Linked DNA regions of Mus musculus: regions 1, 2 and 4 are each linked to region 3. A link is a loop called in an ENCODE intact Hi-C map of the cell type or tissue named here. Cell type or tissue: left cerebral cortex. All regions are shown on one strand. Each heading gives the region's core, and the rest is flanking DNA. Links, peaks and the distances in the headings are about the cores only.

Region 1 (7,804 bases), core at 1,511-6,510, 570 kb after region 3:
TTTCAGCCATTAATTACGAATCACCCAAATATCGCTACGCCTATCTCCCATGCACAAGCACCCTTGCCAAACCTGGCTGTCAGGCAGCGCTTTCCAGAGCCTCGCTATCTATTGTCAGGACAGAGAAGCCCCCGGAAGCCTGTGAATCCCTCTGAAAATGCTTCCTCGGAAACGCTAAATATAGACCAAAGGGGTCTGGGTCTGGCGAGCAGCGGGAGACTGAAGAAACGGCCATGGACGCATATGACTAAGTCTTTCCATTTTGTTCTAGCCAAACATCGTAATGACATTGAACATAAGGGCAAAAGACTGGAAGGAAGTCTTCCCCGCCCCCACCCCGTCTTCTCCGGTATATTAGGGACGTCATGAATGCAACCGGGTTGCTCTGGAGGGTGGCGGGGAGCAGTCGGTGTTGCCCTATATACGCGTCCTCCGAGGTAGAGGGGTGGCAGGGAGGGGAGCACGCGGAGAAGCCACTTGGTAACCGCTCCAAGAAAGACACTGACCCCGGACCCCGTTGCGGGGAGAGCCGCCTTCCAAGAGGGGAGCCGGTAGGATCGCGGTCCTCCCCCGGGGCAGACAGCACCCCACTGCCGCCCGCCGCCACCCCTAGCCCCGCTGGAAGCGGAGGACCAACCCCCACCGGCGGTGAGCAAGAGGACGACGCCCGGAGGATGCGCCCGGCTCCAGCAGCTCAGCTAAGGCAACTCACCGAACGGCGCGGCGCCCGACTGCTTCCTGGCGAACATGCACCCGCCGCCAAAGACAGCTCCTCAGTCGGGGGAAAGGCGTGCGCGCCGCCGCCCGGCTTCAGAGCAAGGTCCTGACCTTGCCCAGCTGCAGCATCCTCCGCTTTTGTTGTCGGAGCGCGGCCGCGGGACAAGTGATGCTGGCGGGGAGCAGGGGCGAGCGCGGCAGGCGAGAGGCGGCTCCCGACGCGAGTGCGCAGCGCCCGGCCCGGCCGCCCCTCCGAGCGCGGCGAGCGTAGCGCCCCCTGCCCGACTCGGCGGGCGCCGCGGGATGCTCAGGGTTCCGCGGGGCTCCCCGGGCTCGGGCCGGGCTACCGAGCCGCCGCGCCCGCCGCTCCGCTCGGCCGGTTGCCGCCGCGGGCGCGAGCCTGGGCCGCCCTGGCGCCCGGCGCCGAGCGCTCTCGAGCTGCGCCCTGCGCGCCGCCCGCGCCACCTGTGTCGCCGCCGCCGCCGCCGCCGCCGAGAGCGAGGCTCCTCCCGCCGCGCGCCGCAGCTCAGCCTCCGGCTCAGCCGCGGCGGCCGGCTCCGGCGCTTGGCTAGTGAGCGAGCGAGCGTCCGCCCCACCACCGAAACCTGCCCCGGGTGCGGAGCATGCCCAGTGCCGCCGAGAGAGCGCGGCGCCTCGCCACGCGAATTCCACTTCTGGTTTTCGCGGCGGCAGCAACAGCAGCAGAGATGGGAGGAGGCGGCTCAGGTTGGGAGAGGGCCGCGCATCCCCGGGAACAGACAGCACCCGAGATAGAGCCTACGCGGAGAGTTGATTCTGCGGGGCAGATGTTGGTCTGCAAAGGGGCAGCGATTGAGGGGTTTTAGAGTAGCTTGTGAGTTAAGGAGAGCACCGGGCCAGCCATGAAAGCTAGTGGATGGGGGTGGATGTTCTTGTAGATTCTAGGGTTCCAAAGCAAAGAACGCATGACGTCTGTGAAAGGTTCTTTCGTAGTGTTGGGGCCCCATCTCCACCACCTCCTGCTCTGATTATGCTTTATGCAAACTCAGTCTGGTTTTAAAATCTGGAATATGAGTAAACTTCCTACAAGGAAGACCCTTGCTGGATCTAGAGCTTTAATGAATTCTCTTCGTCTTCCTGTCACGTCTCACCCAGTTGTCTTCTTGGACACCTCCACGACTGTTTTCCTCTTCTCTTCCATTGTCCCGTGCTAAAATGAAAACTTTGCTCCTCCTCCACTGACCGCGGTGGAGTCTGTGAAGCTTGCTCCATTTCCAACTGAGATTTCCGAATGTCTCTCAGTTAGTCAGTCATTAGGCAACACAGAGTGCTAAATCTAGCAAGCAAAGTCACACTATGAAAAGTCTTGTTGGAAAACGAAACCCATGCCAAGTTCCAAGGCAGGCAGGCCCTCAGGACCTTCATCTATGTCCCTGTGTGGCTGCAAAGTCTGTCAGTCACATGCAGGACAAATACGTCCCATAATTATTCCACCAAAGATCCTTACTTTGAAGCCAGCCCACCCCACCCTACTCTTTCCCAGAGCCATTTTCTGAGACACAGATAAATGGACCAGGAACCCCGAACTTGTAATAAGAGGGGTTCCAGCTTCAGTAATCTCAGGGACATTTCTATTCAGTTTGCAAGAGATTATCCAACAAGGTCAAAATGCTTGCATTAAATCTGAGATAGCCTCTATTATTCTCTGGAGTTAGTGAAAGGCTGAGGCAAGTGGAAAGAAAAGTTAAGCAGACTAAATATGTAAAGGAACAGACAAGAGATTGAGTAATGACTGTTCACAACAGGGAAATGTGCACCGTCAGTCATTCCATCTACCTCTAGTAGGCTCAGTCTCACTCCCAAAAGTTGTTCTCCAGTGTAGGTTCTCCTTCGAAGCTGGTGTGACATTAACATAGCCTGATTCCTGTGAGGGAAGATATGTGGTCATTTGCAGGTTTGGTTTTTTGTTTTTTTGTTTTTTTGTTTTTTTTTTTCCCACATCAGCTTCAGTTGAATCTGGAATTTGGGGCTTGTAAGGCACACCAGCTGTCACATCTCGTGTGTGTGTGTGTGTGTGTGTGTGTGTGTGTGTGTGTGTTACATAATAAAAGATGCGCTTAGCCTCTGTGTGTCTGTTTCTGTTTGTACTTGTGTGATTTGTATGTGCTAGCATGTGTGAGAGATACGTGTATGTATGTATGTGAGGCATGTGGTCTATGTGAATATGTGTGCTGATGCCCGGAGACCAGGGAGAACTCAATAATGTTCTTTTCTGTCCCTCTTGGCTTTATTCTTTAAGACTTGGTCTTCCACTGAACCTGTGAACTTAGAGGCTAACAAGCCCCCCAAAACCTCCAGTCTCCAGGTCCCCTCAAGACTTGATTTACAGGTGTGTTACATGGCCTCACCAGTCATTCTATGGGGGTCCTGAACTCAGGTTCTCAAACTTGCAGAACAAGCACAATTACTGAGCCATCTCTCTGGATCCCTGTTTTTCTCCTTATGAATTTTAAGGAGTCAGTAAGTCAGTGGGGACAGGGAAGAGACTAAGACAAAATCAGATATCGTAGTAGGTGCACAGATCCTATCCTTATAGCATATACATATGTTTATATCCAAAAAGATCCAGTATGAGAGAAAAGTTGTTTGCTTTGCTTTATGAGAAATCGCAAAATTCCCATTGATTTATTGATCGCTATGGCAACACCCATGATCAGTCCCTGAAGAACTTCTTGTGGTAGGTGTGGGATCTTTAAGAAGCAGACATGCCCTAAACAACAAGGATTTCATTTACTCTTTGATGCACTTCGTTGAAACATTTATGATTTCTGTCCTTCCAGATTTATTTGTAACTGGAGATATTATTAAGTTCACAATTAGATAATGTGAAAACTAGGGTGAAGTGTTCCTGTGTGGTGCTGAGCCTTCGGACGACTCGCTGCTGCCATCTTTTGCTTGCTGCTTCTGACAGTTCCAGTGAGGAGCAGAATCCTAAATTCACACATCCACTCTGAGTCCAGAAAATTGTTATTCTGGTGGTTTCGAATTATATTGATCAATGAATGCTACATGGCAAATCGTTATTGTCCCTCGTCTGTTTGCACATCATTAGAGCAACGCAGTGTAGAAATCACATCTCAAAGCAACACGTTTCTCTTGATTTTTCAAAATCAACTTAAAATATGAAGCAAACATTTTTACATGGAAGTTTGGCTTAAGTTTTGAGAATAAAATGTATTAATGAAACACATTTTGTAAAGTCATATGTCAAGTTTTAGAGTTCAGATTGTGTTGACTTTAGAAGAAAATCTCTTTATTGGTAAAATATCAAGATAATGAAATTTAACTAGGAAATGGTGGTTTGACATTTTTAAAATGTATTACCTGTTGATGTTTGTTGAAATTTAGAAGTATAACTAGATGTCAACAATTTTATTTCTGTCCTGTATTTAAGTACCAATAGTTGTGGTAATTTCTTAAAATTTGTAATTTATAGGCAGGAGCAATGTCTCAGAGGTTAAAACCACATACTGCTCCTGGAAAGGATCTAACTTTGGCTCCAGCACCCATGTGAGACAGTGTACAACCACCTATAACTCGTTTAAAAGATTGGACACCTGCTTCTAACCTCCACATGTACTGTATTCTCATGCAGATACATATAGACATATAAATGATTAGAATAAATCTTTTTTAAAATACCATTATTTAAATTCTACAATGAAGTTTCTGTAACAGTAACCCATCTGTGTAATATGACATCTGACTTATATGATGAATATTATTAATAACAAGCATAAAAGATACAGCATGTTACTTTAGAATGATACTGCGAAAGAAAGAGAGAGGGGGGGAAGGGAGGAAGGAAGGAGGGAGGGAGGGAGGGAGGGAGGGAGGGAGGGGGGAAGGAAGGAAGGAAGGAAGGAAGGAAGGAAGGAAGGAAGGAAGAAAGAAAGAAAGAAAGAAAGAAAGAAAGAAAGAAACAAAGAAAGAAAGAAAGAAAGAAAGAAGCGATTAACTAATCTCCCTTAGCCACACTTGCAAAGAGCAGGGCCAGGGTCATTTGATTAAAAACTTTGCACTCTGAGTAGACTCTCTTATTACACTAAAGCTCATATGATGGGAACATTCTTTCATTCTTCTATTTGTTCATTCAGAAAATGCTTATTGAGTATCTACTGTGGTTACTACTGGGATAAGTTTATAGAATCAATAAGGAACAATAGAGCAGATGATGAATTCCCTATGACTATAAACTAGGGTTATTGAATAAGAATAGAAGAAAGCATCCGAGGGGGAGATCCAGCAGAACTTATGATTGAAAACATGCTCATCCTCACCCCGTGTCCTGCAGCAACTCCACACTTCCTTATCCTTCCCAAGCAGCCACCAAGTGGAGTCCAAGTGTTCAAAGGTCTGAGCGTATGGGTCCATTGTCAATTATACCCCTGCAGGTAGCATGGGGAATAAATAGTGCCTGAAGTCCTAACACAAAACCAGGAGAGGTCGTATTCGGTAAGAGCTGAGTTCTTCTGATATACAATGAAGTCAGGTCTTATACTGACAGAAAGACTCGGGGCTCAGTGAGGGGTATAATAAAGTCCCTCACAGGTATCGAGGTCACGGTTTGTTCTGAAATCTCTGAATTCTATGTGGCCTGGTAGATGTAGAAAAGGACACACACCAATCATCAGAAATGGACTGTGGATCAGGGGTCTAGGCCAACAGAAATGGATGACTTCGCTACATTTACGAAAATACATCATATTGCAGAGATGAGGCTGGAGAAGAAGCTCTCCTGGATGCTGGAGCATAGCCTGTGGTGGTCACTCTTGCTGTGATAATACACCATGACCAAGGCAACTTACAGAAGGAAGGATTTATGTGGGCTTATGGTTCCAAGGGGTTAGAGTGCCTGGTGCAGCAGTGAAGGCATGGTGGCAGGAAGAGGACAATTAAAACTACCTTGAGATGCTAGCTTACACCTGTCAGAACAACTAAGAACAATAAAACATCTGACCACCCATGCTGGTCAGGATGTAGAGTGAAGTGGAACACTCCTCCCTTGCTGATGGTAGCACATCTTTGTACACCCACCATGGCAATCAGTGTGGCAGTTGCTCAGGAAGATGGGAACCAATTTTCCTCAAAGATCCCGCTGAGCTACTCCTGGACATAAATCCAAAGGACTCTTCACCCTACTGCAGGGGCACTGCGCTACCATGCTCATTGCTGTTCTATTCACTTATAACCGGAAATTAGAAAAAACCAAGATGTCCATCAACAAATGAATTGGTAAGGAAAATGTGGTGCATTTACATAATGGAAGACACAGATAAATGGGTTGAACAAGGAACAACTCATACTGAGTAAGGTAACCTAGACACCGATAAACATGGAATGTATTTATTTATATCTGGATGTCAGTAGTTAATTCATTGCCATATAGCCACAGAGGTTAGGTAGACAGCAAGAGAGTAGGGAGGAGGGATGTATTTCCCTAAGGAAAATAAATAAAGTAGACAGTTGTGGATGCATGAGCGTGGGGCAGGAATAAGAGAATCAAATTGGTAAGTGGAGGGAAGAAGAAGACAGGCCCAGCTAAAACTGAGGGACATTTTGAGGGGTGATATTGAAATATATAACAGTATAAATTTACTTTAAAAACCAATTTAGGAAGACAATTGAAGTGAAATTGCCCTAACTGTCCATCTCTTGTCACCAAATGAAGCTTCCAGTGCCAGGAAGGAATGAGTTACATCTAACCAAGTTGTTGGCCCAAGAGCCCCCTTTAGAATGCCCAAACAACCCAGGCTATTGCCAAGGCTCTTAGTTGCTTTCCTCAAACTTACAGTTAGGCTCTATTGCTGATGGAGACATCTATATAACTCATTAAACATGAAGAAGTCAAGCTAGTACCTAGCTGGAGACTTCATCTCTACTATGCAGTATTTAAAGTAATGGAATGTGCTCCCTCTGCTACCATTGGACAAAGTAAACACCAACACAGCTAGATAGTCTTTGATACGCAGTAATGATGTACCTGCAAGATACACAGTGCATCGGGGGCCCAAAGCTTGTGGGAGTAACCAACCAATCAATATCTGATTGCATTTAGGAGCCACTCCATAAGATGTAACCCATCCCCTATGCTGTTCAGGTGGCAAGAACCTGAGACTGGACAGGCCAGGGACCTAGAGTAAAACTAAATACTAGTTTTCAGCTAAAGAAATGTAGCCATAAAGTGACTCCTAATAATATTCTGTTGTGTTCATCCATCAGTGCCTTGCTCAGCCATCATCAGAGAGGCTTCCTTCTGCAGTAGATGGGAGCAAACATGGAGACGTGATGATATACAGAGACTGAGAGTCTTTGGAACGCTTACTCTTAAATGGAATGTCTTCAGCAACTCCATTCCCAAAAGGTTCAGGGAATCCTGAAGAAGTGTCAGAAAGAATTCAAGGGCCAGTGGTATGGAGGTTACCAAGGGAACAAAGCCTTCTAAACACAGCAGGACATGACCAACTCACAGAAGCTGTGGTAGCATGCACAGGGCCTTCATGGGTCTATGCCAAAATGGGGTCCCAGTGCTGATAGAAATGGACACAAGTACCCTTCTGTAGGCCACATGAGATTTCTAATTTACAATCACTCACAAGTTGAAGAAGAAGAAGAAGAAGAAGAAGAAGAAGAAGAAGAAGAAGAAGAAGAAGAAGAAGAAGAAGAAGCAGCAGCAGCAGCAGCAGCTTCCTCCAAAATTCTCACTCGGTACAAACACTGTTAAGATTTAATGAAGTTTTAGTTTCTGTGCCCACAAGTAGATGGCCAAATACAAAACAAACCCAGTGTCATCTATGGAGGTTCTTTGCCTTGTAATGTTTTGTCAGGACATCTACCTATCTATCTATCTATCTATCTATCTATCTATCTATCTATCTATCTATCTATCTATCTATTTATCTAATATATCTATCCATCATTCATCCATCTGTTTTACTGTACAAGTCCTCTGTGTACATATTATGACTGTTGGTTTTGCGATTTGTATGAGCTTCCTGTGTGTGCAAGTGTGTATCTGCTACTGTATCCATTTCTTATGTTTTATTTT
Region 2 (7,804 bases), core at 1,240-6,239, 310 kb after region 3:
ACATCTGGGTCCTTTCGATAAAATCTTGCTAGTGTATGCAATGGTGTCAGCGTTTGGATGCTGATTATGGGGTGGATCCCTGGATATGGCAGTCTCTACATGGTCCATCCTTTCATCTCAGCTCCAAACTTTGTCTCTGTAACTCCTTCCAAGGGTGTTTTGTTCCCACTTCTAAGGAAAAAAAATTATCCACTAATGCCAAAGCTACAGAAAAGCAGAGATGAAATTCCTTATTAAGATTATTTCTAAGAATAAAAAATTACAAACTTCTAAAGAATTTTATGGTCAACTGACATCAGCCTATGTTCATGACTCCACTCCTCTAAGGCCCAGGCATTCTCTCCCCATTGCAGCATGCATTACTTGAATGGATGCTCTTCCTGTTTCATGTTGGCAATGCCAGTGAAATATATCAGTGGTCCAAAACACTTCTCTGTGACATCTCCTAAGAAGATTCATCAATGTCAAAACACTTCCATTAAAATCTGTTTTGGTTTTGAGTCATATTTATTTTACTGTCAAGCATCTGTATACCAATTACAGCGTGTGGAAGTAATGAGATTAAAGCTTAACTTTCGTCTTCCCCACAATCTTGTGGTATATAAATACCATTCAGGAGGTTTACATTGAAATAATATTTCTAAAAGTCACTGATTAATGATTATAAAAGCCATTTATGACAGTTGCAAGTCAACCCCGTGCTTCCTTCAAAGTGATAGGAAAAGGAACGGTATAAAGACCAAAATTCTGTGGGTTTCAGAACCAAGGCACAAACCGGGAACTGAGGGACTGGCCATACCTAAGTCCTTTTGGCATTCAAAATGATGCTTTATTATTTATGCATTAGATGAGCTTTCTCTGTCAAGAAATTCACTGCCCCTGTGTTGAATTTAATTCTTGTATGCACAGTTATTAAGAGGTAACTGTCTTAGTTACTTGTTGGTTGTTTTGCTAATACATCATGACCAAGACAACTTTTGAAGAAATGGTTTATTGGAAGCTTAGAATTTCAGAGGGGGAGTCCATGACTATCATGGCAGACAGCATGATAGAAGGCAGGCAGGCCTGGCACTGGAGCAGTGACTGTGGGATTACACCTGAGATACAACTATCAGGCAGGGAGAAAAAAAGAGCTTCCTAGAAAGATGTGTGTGTAGGGGGTGAAAGCCCAAAGCATATCCACAGTGACACTCCTACTTCACAAAGGCCATACCTCCTTACCCTTCCCAAACAGTTCTACAAACTGGGGGCTGAGTAAATAAACACATGAGCCTATGGGAGCTACTCTCAGTCAAACAACCACATTCCACTATCTAGACATCATAGACTTAGGATCATGTCATAATGACAAACGGCGTTGGTACAGTTATCTAAAACCCCTAATCTTTCAGTCTCAGTCCAGTTTCAAAGTCTAAAGTCTCTTTTGAGACTCAAGACAATCTTCTATTTGTAGATTCCTTTAAAGTAAAAGTGGAAATTACTACAATACACAGAATTTACATTATTATTTCAAAGGGGAGGAATGGAGGCATGCGGAAGAAATACTACACCGAATCATGTGACTATAACCTTGCATACTTTCAAATCGGGGAGTTCGTGGAATTAGATGTTGCTGCCACTGGTTCCTCAGCTCCAGCTTCTTCCCTACTACTCTCCATAGCCTAGGATAAAATTTTGATGTCACAATAGTACAGTTGTCTAACTTCCTATAAAGACACCAGAGTCTGACAACTTTCTCCATTCCCTTGCCTCTCAACAAAAATATTTATTCACACTTTATCAGATAGACTAACTCCTTTCAGTCTTGAACATTGCTGTATATAAAGTGACTCATGGGAAACATATTTTAAACATATTGGTAGTTAAAAATATATAGCAGTTGAAAATTCATACTTATTTTCAATAAAAAAAGTTTAGGTAATTTCTAAAAATGCATTTTTGTTTGTAAAAACAGTTTAATTATTTTAATTATTTACAGAGGTCTTGATTCTTGAGAGAATCATTATACATCTGATTGGCTATATGCCTCTCACTGTTTAAAGAGGCTCTTGCTATGTAGTGCATGCTGTCCTTGAACCACCCTTTCCTGCCTCAGCCTTCTCGGCTACAGGATATGCCTACTAAGTTTACCTATTATGTAGATACTATATTTAGTGAGTTAAATGAACTATTCTTAATTTTGAAAGGTACATACTGATGCTCAAAACTGTTTAGTATGTTCCTGATGTCTGCTTTGTTATGAGGGTGAAGAAAGAAGAACACTGTATGCCTTTTTTTCTTCCAGCCTAATGATTCACTTCCATTTCAGTCGACCAAGATGGCGATGGTCCAGTGATGTAGGAAACAAGACCCAACAGAACCATTTCTATTTAGATATAACTGAAGAAACGACTTTGGAAAATAATTTGGTGTTTACTTATTCAGATGAACTTTAACTCTTGGATACATATGCAACATATAAAAACTTAGAAAGTGTGAACCTTCATATACGTAAAGGCATTTTATTTTATTTCATTTATTGCAGTTTTTGAGGAAGGATTTCTCTGTATAGCTCTGGCTGTTTTGGAATTTACTCTGTGGAACAGACTGGGCTGAGACTCAGAAATACTCCTGCATCTGCCTCCCAAATGTTGTGACTTAAGGCATAAGCCACCATGCTCAGATTTAAAGGTTATTTACACAAGCAGTGTGTGGAACAGCAGTCTCACTAGGGAATGTGGATCCTGGGAGATGTAGTTTTCTTTATAGCCTGCTCCCACTACTATCTTCCTGGGTACAGATTCAATGTGACTAATCAAATGTATGTTTCTGCCACCACACTTTGTCTGCTTGCTGCTAAGTCTTCCCTACCAGGATGGACTGTATACCCATGAAACTGTAAGCCAAGGTAAACCCCTTCCTCCTTAAATTGCTGTTTTGGGGATACTTGACCACAGCAACAGAAATGAACTGAGACAAACAGCAGAAGCTAGGAAATGAGTTAGGTGATTATAGGAAGATGAGCAAAGTAGGACACAGGTCACAGGATGGAACGCTCTGGACAGTGCACAGATTGTAACATGTGGGCTTCTGAATCCATGTGCTGTCATTTGCATGCAGCAGTATGAGACATGGAAGCTGAGACAGAGAGCATCCGTGTGAATGTGGCCGTTGCATCACCACTTTGTTCCTTACTTCATTCATCTCTACAGTGGACAGAGTGGTGTCTGTTTTATAAGGTTGTTATAAGAAGTGTGTGTGTGTGTGTGTGTGTGTGTGTGTGTGTGTGTGTGTATACTAAATGATCGGAATGAGTAAAGATGGTGAATATGCATTTGTTCTCAACTTATGTGTCTGTCAGAATATAGAAAGATTAAAGTAAATACTCAATATGTGTCATTTTCATACTTTTGACTCTGCCTATGAGATAAAATTTTTGTGTCTCACAGAGTAAGTACATTGTTCTTTACAGTAATAGATCTGTTGATGGGTTTACTTTACAAAAGTAGCACTGGCACATCCAAGAGCACACGTCAGCTATGACTCTGCATTCACTTACAAGGATGCTGTGTTCATTAACCACCCCTGGAAGTAAATTCCTCTAGCGCCCTCTATAGCTGGGTCCTGGTACCATTCCATTCTCCCATGTACACAGTCCATACAGCCCATGGATGTATGGATGTGTGTGCAGGTAAGACCAAATACTTACAAGGGACTTCATACTTGAACCCCCTACCCCTTACCCATATGTTTTCTGTCAGTTGACCTGTGTAGGTTTATTAGTGTTTGCTTACAATTCAAGTGTAGATGCAGGAATTTGACAACAATAATTTTGTGTGATGACAATCATTCTCCAAGCTGTTATTTTTTTATGGGTTCATCATAGTGCCAAATACAAGTGGTAATACAATATGAATACAACAAAATGGCTCATAGCCTTGGTTCTTGCTTAACATGGACAGGCTGAGAGATACAAGCCATTTCCCAAAACACCTTGTAGGAGAGTATTTCCACAAGTGGGTGAGAAATTGAGCATACTGAAATTTACCATAAACTAAATTTTATCACAGCTGAAGTAGAACAAGATTGACTTTATTACCTGAACATTAAAGCCATTTATACTTTAACGGACAGTGTAAATTTCTTAGAAAGAGGAGGATGAACAAATCCCCAAACTGCTTTACCAGGGATTTAGCTCTCTTTTCTCTGACTGGTAGTATGTATATATGTGTAAGTATGTCTCTAGTGAATGTTGTGTATATGCATGTATAGGTGTATGCATGTGTGCGTATGTGTCTATTTGTTTATAGATGAATGTGGTATATGTGTGGTTTGTGTGTGTGTGTGTGTGTGTGTGTGTGTGTATGTGTGTGTGTGTGTGCCTATGTGTGTATGGATAGATGTGGCATGTATTTTGTGTTTCTGTATGTATGTACCTAAGTTTATGGATAGATGTGGTGTGTGTGTGTGTGTGTGTGCAAATGGATGCATATACGCATGTGTGTATAGATACATGTATGTGCACATGAATGTATGGATGTGTGAGCACACACATGCATGTGTGGTACCTACATATGAATTAAGAAACTCAGTTGTACTAACAAACTGTAAAACAATGTCTACTGCTCATCAGTCAGTCTGTTAAGGGTTTTTTCTTTGATTTACACATATCTATACATAATCTCTACATCCTTTATCATGTGTGCTCTCTTCAATCCATGACTTTTATTCTTCCATTTAAAGCTGGCCACACTCAACTGATGGTGCCTACTTCAAGTTATCCTAAGAGTAGTAGAGTGACGTATACTCCAGCAATCATGGGACCACGGTTCCTCACACTGCCTGCCTGGAGGTAGATAAGCCCCTCTGCTGGGAAGCTGTACACACAAGTGTATCGCTGTGCTATGACACAGGGTTGAGGATAAGCACCAAGAATCACTTCAGTGAAGGCTTTGCAAATATGTGTGCAAGACACTGACAATACCAAAAACAGCTTCATGCATGTTAGTGTGAGATTTAGACTCAAAGTAGAGGACTTGGTCACTGTCTCCTTCATACCTCACTGTCATCTCGGCTGAGCAGTTCAAGGATGCCTCTTCACAAGATTCTCTGCACACATGTCATATACACACCACACACAGAGTACACACACAGCGTACACACACAGCACATACACAGTATCCTCACATCATATACAACAGTATACCTATAACACATGTCACACATACACACAATATCCCTAACACATACCATACACACCATGTACTAATTGCACACTGTATATAACAAACCTTATAATGCACACACACTGATAACACAACACCATTTGTATACCTACAGCACATAACACAAAGATATACACCAGAAACACAGTATACTCACACTACACGCCAAAAAAATACCACTTACACACACACACACACACCACATACCATACTCAACTACACTCCACACACACACAACACTTTACACATTATAACCATACCATATGCTGCACACACCACATACCACACACAAACTCAGAGACCATATATGTTGCATATGCACACATATACACCAAACTCACTATATCCATACAACATATCAAAATATAAACTACATATTAATATCACATTACCAATACACACACTCACACAGATACACACTTCTCAAAGATCTTGGACTCAAATGATAATATGAGAAATTTCAGAAAAAATTTACTGCCTAAGACTTCTGCTTTTTTATACTTTTGAATCATATGATAAAACACCAAATCATGAGCGTTCACCTAGAGAGTTTAGGACAGATACATGCTGCTGCTGAGTCTTCACAGTCAGTACCTATAGTCTATCCCAGTTAAAAACAATCATGACCACCACAGCAGGACTGAGACGAACGTGTAGTTATAGATGAATATTCTGAGTCCTCAGTTTTATAAAAAATCTGATTTAAATATTCTCTAAGATACTGATTTTAGACAGAGCAACAGAAATTCTAATAAGCACGTTATCCAACAACTGAAAACTATATCATGCGCATTCACTATCCTTATGTTTGAAAGTCAGTGCCTTCTTTAAAGAGTTTTACACTGTGACTTACACTGTGACTACACTGTGGCTTAACCTTGACTATTCAAGTGGCCAAGCGTGGTGGCACAGGCCTGAAATTCCAGCACTTGGGAGGCTGAAGCATGAGAACTGCCCCAGGCTTGAAGTGAGCGGGAGGCTAGCACATCATATGGCCTGCCTCAAAAATTAAAATAAATAAATAAATAAATAAAGTCCTAAAACTGAAGAGTTCGAAACTCATTCTCAGGGTGCTCTCTTTTTCTTACCTGGTCCTACGTGCAATGTAAGGGTAGAGCTGATTGTGGCACAGAACCACTGTTTGTTACCTAGTATTCGTATTCTTAAAAATCAGATGAGCAAAAAGAATCTCTGCTGATCAAAAGCAATCTGCACTCCCAACACGGGCTGCAATTAATAGGTTTTAAATTTTGAGTGTGTTCATATGAGGGCTGAGCGGGAAATCTGAGCATTCCACCCAGATGGCGCAGGCATTCTGGCTTAGGTAAGGATATAAAAATGACATTATCTGAAACATCCCGGCTTCTTGATGCTGCACAAGTAGCTGGGGCTCTCTAATCCCCTCTACTTATCTCAGCTAGAGTCATAACCCTCCTCCATTAACTACTGGTGCCATCTGTTGGTTCGAACGGAATGGCATCCAAACTGGTGGGTGTTCGGATGCCTCACAGAAGGAACGTCTTGGGAGTCACCTTAGCGTTTGAAGTTTGAAATGATCATCTCTGAAGTTCTCCCTGGCTTGACCTCTCCAGCCTTCCACACAGAGCGTGCCCTGCTGGTGTCTTCTCTCAGGATGCAGCTTCCAGTTTATTTTAATTTGAGTTGAGAACAAATATAGAACACTTTATGATTTTTTTTGTTCTTTTTCCAAAAGCTGTCTAAAGTAATGTACCAAAGGGATTTTAAGATGAACACAAAGATCTTCATAAATGATAATTTATATCTTTTGATTTTTACGATATCATAAATCTTAAATGAATGCTTTTAAAAATAGAAGTAATATTATTATCACTTTGCTTCCTGGAGAGAATACTATGAATCAAAGTTGTGTCAGTTATATATTTTTAATTCTGATGATGCCTAGACAGTCTTCAGTGAACCTGGAGGGCTGTTGTTCCTCCCACAGCTAGCCTGCCCTAGAAACAGTAATGACTAGCTTCCATAGGGTACCCTCTGTAAGCGAGCTCAGCAGTGCAGCAACCCCTCTCCACCACAACCACTATTAAAACTCATATTTAGAGCTGTATGCCCAAACCTCCGTAATCCAACACAGTAGCCTGGAAACCAAGAGAATTCTACCCCTCAGGGCCTCATGAGGTTATTCAAACTACCCCATGTTCACCCTACCTATCAGGCCGCCCAACTGTTTCTGTTCAAATATGCAATGAGGTCTCTTGTAAATATTTGCTCCTTGTTCCCTCTACCCACGGACAACCAGTGTTTACACACACACACACACACACACACACACACACACACACACACACACACAATTACACACATTCTATGTAGTATCATATGCTATCTCTTGAAATTTTGAGTAATACTATTTTATGGTAGTAATTGTCTCCTAATCCATTGGAGTCACCTTGATGTTTGATAGCAAAAGCAACATTCAGCACAATAGATCACTGGGTCCATTTCTAATTACCAGATTCTGGGTCAGTTCCCCTGTACATCTAGAGCACGAAACTGTTCTAAATCCCAGAAACCAGGTGACAGGTGGTTCTGATAGTTCTGCAGCATTCCTTGATGCCAAA
Region 3 (7,804 bases), core at 1,823-6,822:
GGCAAGAGATATCGAAAGCCTGGTGGATCGAGGAACAGGAACGCTGTGGCAGAGCCCATCCCGAGTCACTTTGAGAGCTTTTACATTCCAACACAGGTCTTCCATGTATGCTCTAGTGCTTCACCGCGCCTCTCCCGACCCACAGTGTTCCCATCTTATTCTGTCAGCACACAGTGTTCCACCCTTGGCATGTGTTTGGATGTGTCTTCTCCAGTCTGCACATGTGTCTCTGTTAGAAACTGACCCAGCTGTCAGGACGTGGCCAGCTGTGACATGTGGCCAGATGCGGGGGGCGTGATCAGATGTGGGGGAGTGGCCAGATGTGGGGGCATTGTCAGTTGTGAGGTGTGGCTCAGGGATGTGGATAAGGGCACTTTGCTCTGAATATCTCTTTGTACCCACATGTCTAAAGTGACATTCTCTCTCATTGTTTCTCATCCATAGCCTCACCTTTACCTTCCAGTCAAGGAAACATAGATACTCTTTTACAAATACGTGTCGCTAACGGGATTTTCATCAGCCTTTATTTTTCAGTTATCAGGCTACCTGACTGAAATGCTTAGTTTGATCATTTGTTTTGATCTAACATGTAGTCTAAAACTCTTCGTCGTTCTTCTGAACAACAGTTCCTCAGGGTGCAGATTGAATAGCATCACCCAGAAGGCCATGTTGCAATCTGCATCCCTGTAATTTGTGGATTTGACCCTATGTGGATAAATGCACTTTGTAGATACATTAAGTTAATATATCATAACGGTGTGACTGAGCTCTGATCTAGTGACCGGTACCTCTCTCTCAAGAGGGGATTTGGGAGCCAGATCTCCTGAAGATAGGCAGATGAAAAAGGCAATGTGAGTTCAGGGCAGACACTACAGTGACACATCCTGGCCAAGGAAAGCCAGGCTCCTCTGCCCAGGGAGCCGGAGGAGGTAGCTTCCCTAAACTGGAAGCAATCTTCCTTGAACCTTTGGAGACAGAAGGACCATGCTGACACCCTGGTTTCAGACATTTGCCTTGAGAGTGTGAGATAAGAAATCCTGTTGTTTCTACCACCCAACTTGGCAGTATGACTTAAGCAGGCCAGTGCCTGACATACTTGTACAAGTGCCACCACACATATTTTAACTATCAAATCTGCTTAACTAAGAGACAAAAGCAATGAAAACTTAGTTTATAAAATATTTTCAAAGAGAAATATTTTAAACTTACATACTTTTCTGAGAACTTTCATACTATTTCATCTGATGCCCTCCACAACTGAGCTTTGAACAGGTAAGTTAAACTAGATTTAATGAAACTATAATAATAGATACTTTAATGGATAACATATATAGATTATTTATAATGTGTCAGGTCCATGATGAAGACTTAATAACTATACTACAGATGCATATGTACATGCATAAGATTTACACATATGAAGAAGTCTTTTTCTTGTGGACAAATAATAAGTATTTTAGACTTTACCCGCACAAAGTCTCTGTTACAGTTATTTAACTCTGCCCCTGTGGCAGAAAAGCAGCCACAGACAGATGCAAACAAATGGGCCTGGCTTTGTGTTAATAAACCTTTATTGAAACAGACAGCAGGTGGGGCGGATTTGGCCAGTATACTGTAATTTGCTGACATAAGCTGAAGCTATCTGGGAAAGTTATATAGTGTTCACAGGGGAGGGAACTGAGATTGAAAGGCAAAAATCTTCTGTGAAATCATACAGCTTACACACAGTACTGGGCATCTATCAGCTGAACTCATTGGTGTAGCCACTCAGTCGTATGATCATCCAGGAAAGAACAATTTCCCACTTTGATCAAATGCATGTTCATTAACCAATGAACTTTCCAAAGTACTTCTGATATCTTTATTGTCCTCAGCAAAAGAGAAATTCAATGGCTTGTCAAAATAAAAACAAGTCCAGGCTAAGTTTTATCACGTCAGAAAAGAAATTAGTGCAAATGTCCTAAAGAACTGACAGACACTGCCAGAGAAGATCTAGGGAATGAGAAATGGAAGCTGATGGCTGGTCGTGCTTCAAACACTTTATGCATGAGACCAGAAGAAGAACGTGAGTGAGAGAAATAGGAAAACAGAAACTGAACAGATCATTCGCAAAACACAAACTACAAATGGCCAACGAGAAGGTGGGAAGTGTTCAGCATCCTTAGTCAACAGGAAAAACCACACTGGTACTGCAGTGAGGCTCCATCTTGCTCCGGTCTGAATGGTTATCATCGGAAAGATAGACAACAGGGGGCACTGTGAGCACAACCAGTATGGAAGTCAGTTTGGAGGTTTCTCAGTATGAAGAAGGAAGATCTCCCACGTTATATAGCTATGCTCCTCTTGGATATTCACACAGTGGAATCTAAATCATCGCCCACATAGATACCCTCACATTCATGTTTACTGCCACCCTATTTATAACAGACAGGTATCAGAATCAGTCTAGGTACCATCAACACATGGGGGTGGATAAAGGGAGGTGCGTGTGCACAGTGGAGAACCATCAACCCAAAAGGAGAGAAAGACGCCATTTGCAGGAGAATGGGTGAGACAGAGATCATCATGTTAACTCACAAAACAAATAGGACACTTTTTCTCATATGTGGAATATAGGTCTCTCCCCACCCCCACCTCTCCTCTTTGTCCTCCCTGCCCCCTGCAAACATACACTAAATGGGGAGTAGGATGCCAGAGGGCAATGGGGTGGATATGGTTACTATCTTGAAATGCATTTGCTTGTACAATGAAGATAGTCTAAACGTCTATTAAAGAAATCAGGAAAAGCCTGGTGTACATCTCCTGGACTCCACTGGGTTTCAAGCTGTAAAGCTAGCATAAGGACGTCTTTAAAGCTCAGTAGTATCACTAGAAATGGATATGCTTTCCCACAACGACGTCTCTTCTTTCCCTGCACAGGGGTCAACCTCTGCCAGCACTTACAGGTGTGGCCTTTTCTGTTGTCAGCACAAATGCTTTAAACAGCTGGATCTGTCGGATCTCTGTTCCCTTCATAGAGGAATTCCCCAAACTCCCCTTCAGTATTTGGCTGGATATCAGTCATTCTCAGAAGACATGTAAACATTACATTTTCTGATACTACTTGCAGAAACATTCATCATTCTCCCTATGTATGCTAGCTTTTAAAGCTTTCCTCTTAGTTAGCTGGTACTGGGGTGGGGCTTTCATAGTGCCACTTTACTAGTAGGTTTCAGAAATCTTTATCTGGCAGATATAGATAACTGATGTGCCCTTCATGTCAGCGCAGCAGGCCACCAATGCCATTCTTGGAACTGGTAACTTTGAAGACCACTTGGATTCTGTAGTCACATGTAAGTAGAATTTGTTTCTTGGAATACATCTTTGGCTGAACATTTGAAGTTGTGCCAATGGGTATTTTTCTCATTTCCATAATTATCAGAAATACGCACAAAAAAGCATAAAGCCTAAAAAATTAACTCCATAACCATACTTAGAACTTACAGTTGCTAATTGCCACAGCATGTAACTACCTTCTGTAGTGAATGCCACAGACTAGTGGAATTAAATTGATTAACCAGTCACCAGTGATTATTTTTTGTGCCATATTGAAACTGTGTACCCAAATGGATGAAGAACACTCACTGCAGGGTTTCCCCATACCTGGGCTTTCTGGGTACCTTCTGCCTGGGACCAAGCATCTTTAAAAGATGGAGTAACTGATTACATCTCTGCCTCCCCTTTACCTTTCACAATTAGCGGCACACTATTAACTTAATGCACATTTATCTACAACAATTCAAGTCAGACTGTGAGAGAATCTTCCTAGTCTATAATTACACTCCAGCATAATTAGCATAATTTCCACTGCACATATTTAATAAAGAAGCTGCCATCGCAGGTTGGCTTCCCATGTGGAATCTCTTCCAGAGAACAACACCAAGAGGAGACCAAGCCTCCTACTTTTAGCTGCCACGGATACGCCAAGCAGATCTGACACTGCTTTCTGTGAGCGATGAATCCTCATCATCGAAGAGGATGAGTGTGTGGGGATGGGGGGGGGGGGAATGGAGTTCCCCTAACAGGCCACTGTCTACCGAGGCACGTACAGCTGTGGGCCTGCTCTCAGTAGTTACAGTGGTGGCTAATGGGCAGAGAACAGCATCACTAGATGCTGGGAACTGACTACCTCCATCTGCAAACGCCAATACTACAGCTTCCTTTGGCTGTGCCTCTCCAGCATAGCCATGAGTGCCACAAACCCAGTCACCACCAGTGACCACTAGATGTCACCAGTCGTTAACTGAGACACAAATAAAGAAGCACTTTAAGAGATTTCTACCAGCCACCAGCTCTCTTGCGTGCGTACAGCCCCCTTGTGAGAGACTGATTAACAAAGAGAAGGATCCAACCCATTTGCTCAGACCTGAAATGTCAAATTCCCACCATGAAAATTTAAAAGACTGCATACATTTGGTACGTGTGTGACAAGTTTGTCCTGATAATAAGCAAAGCAAAAAAGAAAACCTGCGACATAAATGTCATGTTTCCCACGAACATTCTGTAAAAGGACTTAACAAAAAAGGGCTCTCACCAGTGGGGACATTTTAGCGAGATTCTTTCTTATGTCTATGGATTTAATACTCAGAGAAAACAAGAGACATTTTACTCTCACGGTGGTGAATGTGAAGTCGTGTACAAGAGAGAAGGAAGAAATCCCCATGGTGGGACAGAAAAATCCCAGTCCCTGCAAAGGAGTTATAAATGCTTGAGCAGTGGCTGTAAAGTTCCAGAAAATGCTGCTTTGAATGTCAGCATGGTCACCATTGAAGGTGGGATGCAGAGAAGGTGGACGAATTGGGTCTTCAGAGACATGAAGGGGCAACAAGAGTGTAGGTCTCCTCTGTGTCCTGCACATTGGCTCTTCCAGAGGCACTGAGAAGGTAAATCATGCAAATCCGTTAATGGCGACCAATGCACGCATGGAAGCATCTAGAAGAAACCACTAAGGCTTCAGTAAATGTGTGTGAGCATGCTCAGAGGTGCATGCGCATTGTATGCGGGTGTATGGGGAGGTTAAAGGTCAACCCCGGGCGTTGCTGCTCAGTGATGCTCACCTTCTTTTTGAGACAGGATCTCCTTTTTCCCTGGACCTCATCAGTTTGACTGGGGTCAAAAACCCTTTATCAACCAAGCTATCTTCAAAGCCCTAATAATTATAATTCTGAGGAATAGACTGAGTGAGTTAAGGAGTCAATTCTGTCACGTTTCTACTTCCTTAACTTTTAAAATGGCCTAGGAAGCACATATAAAATGTTACATAAAAGGTGCTATAAAATGATGGCCCATTGATATCATTATGATCTTTACTTTTTCTCACAGAAATACACTTCAACACTGAGAGTTCAGAAGCCTGTAAGCACTTGCATTGGTGGCCTGTCCTGGAAATTATTTTTTTTTCCTTTTAATATCCAATTTCCATGACACTGAGTTGTGTGTATTTTGACTCTTTTAAACATTTGCACTATTGCAAGTGCTTGCTAGCAACATGCTCACAGGTCACTGGGGAGAGAAACCAACTACGAATGTTTGCTTTCCTCGGTGATGCATTTCATACTCTACTGCTTTCTTTGAGCTTTAGTAAACATTTAATTTTAAAAAGTTATGTATATGTATATGTGTATATATATATATATATATATATATATATATATATATATTTGTGTATACACACACACACACACATGCATGCACACACATGTGCACATGTGAACCTAGTAGGATTTTTTCCATTACATTTTTTCTTGAAGTTTTGACATCCAACTATTCATGTGTATGACCAGAGACTATATGTATGTGTATGTGCATGTGTATGTATATGAACATATACACGCACACACACATACATACATACATACATAAACACATACATACAGTCTGCAAAGGGTAAATACATATCTAAAAAAAACACCTCTTGTTGGAAAGAGTTACTGTCTGAACTTGCTCTCTGCAGCTCCTTACAGAATGATTCTTACAGGAATAATCCCCATGCCCCACAAATGGCAGACATGTTCAGAACCACATACCCACTCCGAACTCCATATTATAAAACCATCTACTGATGCAAATTTTAGACGTGGAATCTTGAGCCGTGTGACTGTGTAGATCCTGGGAATACTCTCCACGCAGCAGTTAATGTCAAAACATTTTCCACTGAACCAAAATCAGAAAGTAAACCTCCACAATGAAACGGACGAAATTTGAACTATGCCCTCAATTTTGAGTCAACTTTCCATGAATACTAGGATATACTTGAATTAGTTCCTTTAGGGACTTCCTCTAAATGGGGTCATTTTTATTTTTATTTTGCTCATGAGCAGAAACTGTGAGTACAGTAGGGGTTTTCTCCATTATGGTTTTTTTTTTCCCCTGAAGTTCTGACATCCAGATACTCATGTGCATGCCCAGAGGCTCACACACTGAAGTGGTATGCTATATAATCAATCTATAGTAAGCCTAATTGCTGGAGAAATACACCATACAACATGTGACATGGGCTGTCAGATATATGATTGTATTTCTGTAAGACCATTAAGTATGTCCAAGGAAAACAATGTAGTACAAAAGGGAACATAAACCTGATATTCTAATGCTTAATTTCACATTTTCTTATCCTTCTCCAGTGTCACATTTCTGGTTAGACGGATTTTTACATGTCTGGGAAACCAAAGATAATGCAAAGCTCATGGAAAATACAGGATCCGGCTTCAGTACAGGGCACCGTTAGAAGCAGCTTCAGGAGGGATCAAGCTCCTTTCTCCTTAAATGGGTAACCAGCATTGTGCTTCTGGGCTGTGTCTCTTAATACTTTCTTTGTGTGGCTTTATTGGATTATTGCAACCCAATCCTTATTCCTTATTATCGTGAGAAAGCTTAAAACAGCAGATAAGAAGCCTCCAATAATAACACACTAGTAGACAAGAGCTAACCAAATACTAGCTGGCATAAGTACCATGTTTAACCAAAATAAAAAATATTTTTATTTTAATTAAATTGTGTTAAGTAATATTCCAATAATTACTAGGCCTTAGCACTTGGCGATAAGATTTTAAAACATGTAAGCTAAGAAAAGGAGCATGTTTTAGTATTTTAGCTTTATGTTTTAAGGTATTTAAACGGATAAGCTAAATATGAAATATTAACACTGTTGCTCAACTTGCCCAATCTTACATTTGTTAACGTATAATTAAGTAAAAACCAATAACCTAGTGGGAGTGGTACACTGAAAGGTTCTATTTATGCGGTTCTAAATCAATTTTGAATCACCTTTTGTGATTATTTAAAGGGCTTCACTGCCTTTGAATGAGTTGAAGTTTACAGTTTAGAAAAAAATACAAACAAATGCTTACATGGATGTGTGTGTGAATACATGTGACCTGTGTGAGTGTGTACTGACCACTAACTGTCTGAGAAGGTGGGCAATAATCTCTTTTAAAGAGTAAAGTTAGATTAAGAGGAAAAAAGTTTTATGATTTTAATTTTAATTAGTGATTTTTCTGAGTATTTGCCTTCCTTACGTCCACACATATTACATATTTCCAGAAAACAAACAAAATAAAAACAGCAGCGATAATGGTAACATTGTCTGCTTTGATATAGAGCATAATCTCATAATCCACGGGGGCTTCATTGCTATCAGATTTTATATTCTGATGAACAGAGACTATTGGACTTAGATGATACATTGAAAAGGATCATAGTATGTCTTTGAGAATATGATATTATTTATAAAACTAGGTGTAATTAACAAGTGGGTCCTCACCTA
Region 4 (7,804 bases), core at 1,040-6,039, 710 kb after region 3:
CCCCAGATGATAAAATACAGCACAGAGTGTTTCTTATGTCATGGTTAATTCCTGTATGTGTTGCTGATTAATTGTACACCCTAATATTTATGCATCATTTCATTACTTGCAAAGTTTCTTCATGCTTCCCTTTTATTTCATTTCACTTCAAATTAAGAGCAGTCATTGGCAACCAACTTCAGGGATGCAGAAGGGAGTCAAAGAATAAAGCGATGTAACCAATATGAAAATACAAACTCATTTTCAGAGCAAATGATTATCAGTAACCTTCCCTACTCACTAAACACATCACGGTCATTTAGACAGGATCTTCCCATGTGCTTACCTGTCTTGCTTCTGTGAATCTTCCCAGGAAGATAGCAATGCTCCCAATTAACTGATACAGTGTCTGAAATTAGCCCATGTAAACGCCAGAACCTAAATTAAAACCACAGTATTTCACTGTGGGCTATAAAATATCTTCCTGCATCCAGATTAGGTATTTTCCTTCCTCATTTAATAGTCTATATCAATGAATTTTTTATGATGAGAGAAGAATGTGGGTTCATATTTTTCAGGTCAAATGATTAAATATAAAATAATTTATAGTTGGTTCCTGGAGATTTCTGTTGACAGTGTCTTTTTTAAATAACCATTTTGAATAGCAATTTTCTGCCAAATTACCAATTTCTCTTCCCTGCAGTGTATTATAACAGCAGAGACAGCTCCTGGTGGAGCTGATTCAAATACTACAATATAAACAAACTGGACATATTTAACACACATTCACTGTTATTTAATTTTTTATGAGAGATTTCTCTTGGACAAAATTTGAATAGTAGTGCAGAAAAGAAAACCTGTGGAAGACCCATGATTCTCAACTACTGGTTTCAAAATACTCAAAAACACTTAAGAAACCATAATGTCTTTTTCTTATATCTTAAACCTTAAAGGGTCTAAATATAAAACATTCGGAAGGAACTCTGTTTTTTTTTTTCTTCTTCAAATAATCAATTCTATGTTTTTCTCATATTGCCCCAAACTGGACAACTATATCCTAACCCTGCCATTTGCCACAGCTCAGGAGATATTGGGAAAGAGGAGGCAGAGAGAAAACTGGCCCTGCCACTCTTATGCCAGGAGGTGACAGAGGTGCAGAGGCGATGCGCTCACCCCTCACCACCTGTCGCAGCCATTGGGAGATCTGGCCCTTGAGTCGTGAGAGCTGGTAGGTTGGCCTTTTCCCTTACCAGTTGCAGCACCCAAGAGAGCAGCTGTGCACCTTGCCTGGGCAGCTGGATATGAGTGCAGGGGAGCTGACCCCATCACTTGTCTCCTGTGAGTTGGTGTGGTTGCAAAGCAGTCAGGGGAGCTGGCTCAGCCCTTCACTCTGTGGGCTCCTTACCTCAACTGGGCAGCACAGTAGAATTGGTTCTGGAGGCATAAATACAGGTGAGGGTTTGCGGGCCTGAGAGCAGGAGAGATGCACCTGACTCCTGTCAATGGTGGCTTTAGGTGACCAGTCAGAGTAGTGCTGGAGAGCTCATCCTGGTGGATAAGGAAGATCCTGCATCTCAGATACCATCTCAACCCAGATCCAGGGCTTTGAATTGGCCCACCCCCAAATCTGTATCATCTGTGAAATTGAAATGTTGAGACATGTGACAGGCCTGTCATAACCAGGAGGAGTCCTGGTTAGGAGCTAGTATTGTTGGTGTCACAGAAACCAAGCCAACGTCATTGCAATGAACATTTAGCAACGGAAGATGCGTAGACACAGGGATATATATATATTACACACCATGGCACTACGGTTTCCATGATGATATGTCTTCTGTGCTTTTGTTTGTTTGTTTGTTTGTGGTATTCATTTATTTATTCTTGGGAGGTTGCAAGAGTGGCGGTGGAATCTGAAGGGACAGGGAGATGAATGTCAATGGAGAAATGTTTAAAAAAGAAAAACAGAGAAGAATATAATAGCCAGAAGGTGGAGAGAATGCTATAAAATACTGGCTGTGGTCATGACCTGGCTGTCATAATCAGGAACTCACAGTAGCTATGGTTACCAAAGTGATACAAGATCAAGCCAGCCAAAGTTCTAGCATACATGAGTTAGAGGATATCTAGGCCCCGCCCTTTCCTTAGGAGTCATTGGCAGTGGATGGTTGCTGGCAGAGGGGCATCGTTATTGAGGGTACACCTGCTGATGATTCCCCATGCTGCAACGGATGCCCATGCACAAGGGGGTGGTACCAGCAGGACTTAGTAGGCTATCAAAAACAAAAAACAAAAAAACAAAAAACAAAAAAAAAAAATCAAACAAACAAAAAAAAACTGGGAGGGATGTATGTTGGGGAAATATGAACAGAATTGAAGAGGGTGGGTATATATGTGGCACTGTTTCATTACATGCATATATAAAATTCTCGGAAAATAGTTAAAAGTCAAATTTAAAATTAAGTAGTTTTCTTAAGCCCTTAAAGTTTAGAAGTACTAGGGAAAGGCACGAAGGAAAATTCATCTGGGATGATGTGTGGAGGTTGCTAAGTGACACGCTAACGGACTGCAAGTGCTGGTTTAATACAATGGTGGAGTGGAATAAACTGAAACCTCATGGAGGAGAACAGATTAGATGTGCTTTGCTCTAGGAATCAATACATATCATAACCACATATGTTGACAAGTTTCCGTTGTGTTATTTCAATACCTCTGAGGGGAGATTTATTAGGAACTATTACTAAAATGAATTTTTAATGCTGAGGTATTGATCCCAGCGTAAGGTATACACCGAAGTAAAACTCAGTTGTGATTTTTAGATCGGTGATTCAAAAGAGTGACTCATCTCATCGCCGTGGAGATTCCAGGGGCTTAGAAGCTTCAACAGCAGAACTTACATCATCCAATTACAGGAATTTACTCACAGCAGTAGACATCAATTAGATGGAGTAATCTGAAATACAATAAAATGATTGGTTACTTCTCTAATATTGTCTTATTTGACGTGTAAGAAAAGCCTTCATAATTTGTAAGCAGTGGTGTTGAGGCCAACAGTGTTCATGCACATGTGTCTGTGCATGTCTGTACATGTATCACATGTAACCAGAGATGATGAGGTCAACTGCTCATCCTCAAAACTTTAGCTTAGCTCTGCACATGTATCTGTGCATGTCTGTACGTGTCTGTACATGTATCACATGTAACCAGGGATGGTGAAGCCAATAGTGTTAATCTATGGACCTTTAGCCTAGCTCTGCTCATGCATCTATTTGCCCATAGTTTCCTTACAGTTATTTATTCCAGAAACAAAATTCATTATTTTAGGTGCATGGGACAATGTGGTCATGCGTTCAACTCTTGAAGAACCTACTAGTGGGATATGCTGGTTCCATGTGCAGCACTGCCCTCTACTGGGCAAGGAGAATCCTTATGCTGTCAGTGGCTTGCTTAAAGACAGATTGGTAGATAATTCACAAACAGATGACACACAATGAACTACCAATGAAGAGACTGAATAAATTATTACAGACTATTACAATGTTCAGTTTGTACATCTAGCACGCTAATTTATGTTGTGGGATGTTTTGAATAAACTGATTTAATTTAAGAGTGAGAAGCCTGTGCATGATGTAAGGTTTTCACTCACATCATTTAAGACTTAAACATGGGAAAGGTGATTGGTGTAATGCATTAACTACTTGCAGTATTTAGGACCAAGTCATACTGAGGAGGAGTCATGCTATTTGCTCGGATTCTTGATTAAGAGGTGGGGGACCAACAGACTTCATTTCTTTTATGCCTGTCTGTTCCAATGTAGGGCAGAGGGTATAGAAATAAATACTAAAGTAAGACTACTTCTTAATATAAAACAAAAAGGTCAGTGTGCTCCCAAAATTCAAACTGAAGTCATATTGAGTAACAATAGAAAATTATGAACGTTTAAATAAGTATACTTAAACTATTTTAACATCCTGGACAATGGTTCACATTAGATGTCAGAAAGTCCACAGGTAGCCAAACACCCACTGGGGAATAACATCTCTTTCATTGTTTTCACGACAAACATTCTGATGAAGTCCACAGTTTTTAAAAATGTTTATGACAGTTTAATATTTGTCTAAACAAAACTTAGGAGATAAACCAGCTGTTCCATAACATACTCCCTTATAACGCTTATGAAAATACTCCATAGAACTTAAGTAGCAAATTGCTTTTTAAGAAATATGTAAACTAAGGTGGGATTCACATCTTTCTGTGAAATCTTGGAACAACAAGAAGGAATGAACTTATATGCTAAGGAGGGGCAAAGAGTACACAGGGTACTATGATATCTGGTAGATTACTCATGGGAAATAATTTCTGTTAAATCACTCCTTAATTAAAAGAAAAACCACCTAAGAGTGAATGGTCACTGGTTCACTCCAGCAAGGATATCTTCTTTATGATGTCTGTCAAGGATTCTTAGGCATAATGGCAGTCCAAGAAAGTTGTACCTTAAGCAGGAGCATATTATAAGAGTTCCAGAGACACTTAACATAATTTACAACTTCTTTAAACATCATGTCTGCTGTGGTAATTTGGTAGGTTTTTTTATATTGTGTCTGTCTACTCCGTTTTCCCGAGCCTACTTTAAACACTGTGACACACTAAATTCCAGTGAACGCCTGGGAAGTAAAGAATGTGCCACAACCAGTCTCTCAACACCTAAAATGGTTTTCCATTAAAATGCTTTAATCTGAAAACACACATCATTGACATGAGACCCTGTAGATCCTGCTCCCGCTGTCTTTCCAGGTGTACACAATGATGGTGGATATGCGTTCTGTGTATCACAAAAGTCACATTGTATGTATCACAACAGTCACATTGTTAGGTATCTGCTTCATTGATACTAGAGGTCTTGTTTAGAGAACATGAGAACATGGAAATAATTTATGTGATCTGTAAGAAATATGGATATGAAAGAGTGCCTTTTTCATAATCTCTAACTAAAGTCCAGCACTTTCGTATTTACAGATACAGTGGCACAAATAAGAGAGACTTTACCATATATAAAATGATCTTCATTTTATGCTATTTTTTTCATGTTGCAGACATTCAAACTGTCACTAAGTCACAATTAATTTAAATGGCAGCGGCCACTTGAAACAGTACTAGAGTTAATTACATGATATCAGGTAATAAAATCCACAATGCAGCATGTGCATCTTCATATTTATTTTTGCAGTGGCTGCATGATTGTGTTTAGAGCTGATCTCTTCATCATCACATTTAGAGTCTTCTATTTAAGAACAGTACAGTCAGGCAACATTTCAATTGAAAAAAAACTAGAAGGTTTATTTAAAAGACTACCCTTGAAAATCAAAGAAAAAGTCAGTGGATGTAACAGGAAGGAAATAGCAAGCTGCTGAAAGCTGGGATAAAAGCTGAGATCTAAAGGAGTGATAGATAGATGGAGAGAGATAATCAATTCTATTTATGTTTATGTATGTCTGTGTAAATAAATTCCATGTGTGTGTTGATGCCCAAGGAAGCCAGAAGAGGGCAGTATATCTTCTGAAGTTGGAGATACAGACATCAGACTCAGGAGCTGAGAACTGTACTCAGGTCACCTGGAAGAGCAGCAAGTGCTCTTAGCTGCTTAGCAACCTTTCTACCCCATCAGAAGCAAAATTTAATAGTTACCAGAGAGTGTGTTTGTGAACTTTACATTTCTTTAAAATAAGAGTGACCATGTGTAGCCATGGAAACCATTAAAATGTATAATTAAAAATGTGATTACAGAAAAGTGTGCCAAGAATTTATGGCGAATGTAAACTTAAGCAATTAGGGAGAAAAAGACCTAGTTATGTAAGAAGGTGTCCCAGTGAGACATGGGCTATCTCAGCATCACCAGGGATGAAGTTGCAAATAAAAGTACTAAAGGGGGATTAGTAGATTCATGTGAGCAGTGGGAAGCTCAGAAGTTCAGAGGACAGATATAGGCAATGATACATTTAGAAAACAATCAACAAAATTGACATGTGTGTGTGTGTGTATGTGTGTGTGTGTATGTATGTAAGTCAAACCTTAATCATAATAATAAATTTGCACTGATCATTTGAGTAATGAAAATTGATTATATTATGAACAGCTTAAAACAAGATTATTTCCGGGGACAAAGAAACATGTCTGGCATCAAACTTGCATGCAGTTGGGGATTATTTTGGACTGCTGACCCTGTGCTGAGCCATCATGTCTGGTTTGTGGAGGAGACTGGAATCCAAGGCTTTGTGCATGCTAGGCAAACAGCCTATCTATCACCTTGCTATGTTCCCAGCCTAAAGACTGAAATGACATAAATCTCTTGAGAGTGACAATGTTACCAAAACTGACAGAAAAAAAAATGAAAACCCGAAAAGTCCGACACGAAGCACAGTGATAAATTATGCGCTAAGCATCTTTACACGTTTAAAATTTCTACTTTTCAAAGTGTTGCCATCGGAATAATTTTCTGGTCTTTGTCACACATAAATCTTTTTTTCTTGGGAATTCTGTGTTAAAAGTCAGTAGTGTTTTGCAGGCTAAACCTACAAAATGTGAAGATATTTAAAGAATAAGGAAAATAAAATGAAGCTTATACACATTGGAATGAAATGAAGTTACAAGACACAAAAAAGTGAGGTTGAAGAGAAAAATTATAAACCACACCATAATGTTAATATATGAGGCAAATGAAATAAACTTTAAAACATGTCAGAGTATAAAAGCACCGAACATAATAGGAGTAAACCAAGAATCCCACAGATCTTGCGGAGTACCGTCACTATAGAGAGAACACATCTTTGGCTGATTTATTTTCTTAAGTATCAGGGAGTGCAGTTTCCAGTCTGGCAAGTTTTAAATACCAGCTTTTCATAGATACAGACTTGCTTGTTTAAGTAAAGAAATAAAGGAGACCCAGTGAGTATCATCAGATAGCTTGTATCTCTCACCCACAGTAATCATTAGCAAGGTTACTCCATTTGTGTATGGCATTACACAAATGCCCACAATTCTTTTTTCTTCAAAACATATTTACTTGGGTGGAATTTCATATTATTATAAGGATGTCAGTTCTCTGTTGTTTAAATTTAAAACAGTCATAAACAAAATTAAGAATAGGCCTTTTTGGAATTAAACATTTGACACTAATATTTATGTAAAAATAAACACTTGAGCATTGAAAAAAATTAGACTACTGTAAACTAAATTTATCAGAGCTTAAAACATCACATGGCTCTGGTAATTAAAAATCTGTTACTGATTAAACGAACAAAGAGAGTAACAGAATAGAAGACAAAGATGCTAAATGGATCTCTGTAGCTGTGGAAATATAAAATGCCTCTCATGAACCAAGGAAGCAGAGGTAAGAAGGTTTATCTCCTGTGAATACTGAGAGGAGTCCGAGCGAGGAAACCATGTGAAATACTGAGGTCTTATGGCTCAGTTCTCTATGTGTGACAGTTACATTTGAAAAAGTGCAAGGCAGAAGCATTGTGAGGTGAAGATGAAAACTAGTGCGGAATATTTGGAAGATGTAGCATACATAAAGTTCTGTCACTTGTATGCTGTGGAGAATGCTTCAACATAAACACAAAAGAAAGAAAGAAAAATAAAAAAAATAGGAAAGTGGGCCCAAGATTTAAATGAACATTGTTCATGCATTACACAAATGCCCACAAACAGCTAAATTTGTAAAAGGAATGGGAAGTGCAAAATGATTTCGGTCATGCAAAATGAGTTAGAATAATGAGATCTTCACAGATACTTACTTAGATGTATATATATATATATATATATATATATA

The links. Hi-C counts contacts between places; a loop is a spot of excess contacts. Peaks named below come from ENCODE experiments on the same cell type or tissue, not always from the same donor. Only the 100,000 strongest peaks of a DNase experiment are listed, where the experiment ranks them.
Region 1: it touches region 3 in a loop (3-fold over the local background); 6 of 42 quality-filtered maps call a loop at or near these places.
Region 2: it touches region 3 in a loop (17-fold over the local background); 23 of 42 quality-filtered maps call a loop at or near these places.
Region 4: it touches region 3 in a loop (5-fold over the local background); 12 of 42 quality-filtered maps call a loop at or near these places.

What each region holds. Positions count from the first base shown.
Region 1 is chr15:30,166,072-30,173,875 of GRCm38, reverse strand. Ctnnd2 (catenin (cadherin associated protein), delta 2) reads right to left here and starts at 1,342. Exons shown (of 23, transcript NM_008729.3): 1 at 713-1,342. The coding sequence starts at 749. It overlaps Gm31953 (a long non-coding RNA gene), which reads right to left and starts at 706. Exons shown (of 2, transcript XR_875097.3): 1 at 73-706. In left cerebral cortex, for the core only: a CTCF peak has its summit at 3,642; DNase peaks (open chromatin) are centred at 1,874 and 3,646; H3K4me3 peaks cover 614 bases; H3K27ac peaks cover 500 bases.
Region 2 is chr15:30,423,336-30,431,139 of GRCm38, reverse strand. All of the region lies in intron 2 of Ctnnd2 (catenin (cadherin associated protein), delta 2), which reads right to left. Among named protein-coding and RNA genes, the nearest start is that of Gm41284, 76 kb to the left of the region's middle. In left cerebral cortex, for the core only: a CTCF peak has its summit at 3,596; a DNase peak (open chromatin) is centred at 3,587.
Region 3 is chr15:30,737,368-30,745,171 of GRCm38, reverse strand. All of the region lies in intron 9 of Ctnnd2 (catenin (cadherin associated protein), delta 2), which reads right to left. Among named protein-coding and RNA genes, the nearest start is that of Gm41283, 58 kb to the right of the region's middle. In left cerebral cortex, for the core only: CTCF peaks have their summits at 2,197 and 4,265 (motif pointing right); DNase peaks (open chromatin) are centred at 3,928, 4,261 and 4,715; H3K27ac peaks cover 337 bases.
Region 4 is chr15:30,025,027-30,032,830 of GRCm38, reverse strand. No RefSeq gene overlaps it. Among named protein-coding and RNA genes, the nearest start is that of Gm23033, 140 kb to the right of the region's middle. In left cerebral cortex, for the core only: a CTCF peak has its summit at 3,390 (motif pointing left); DNase peaks (open chromatin) are centred at 2,854 and 3,368.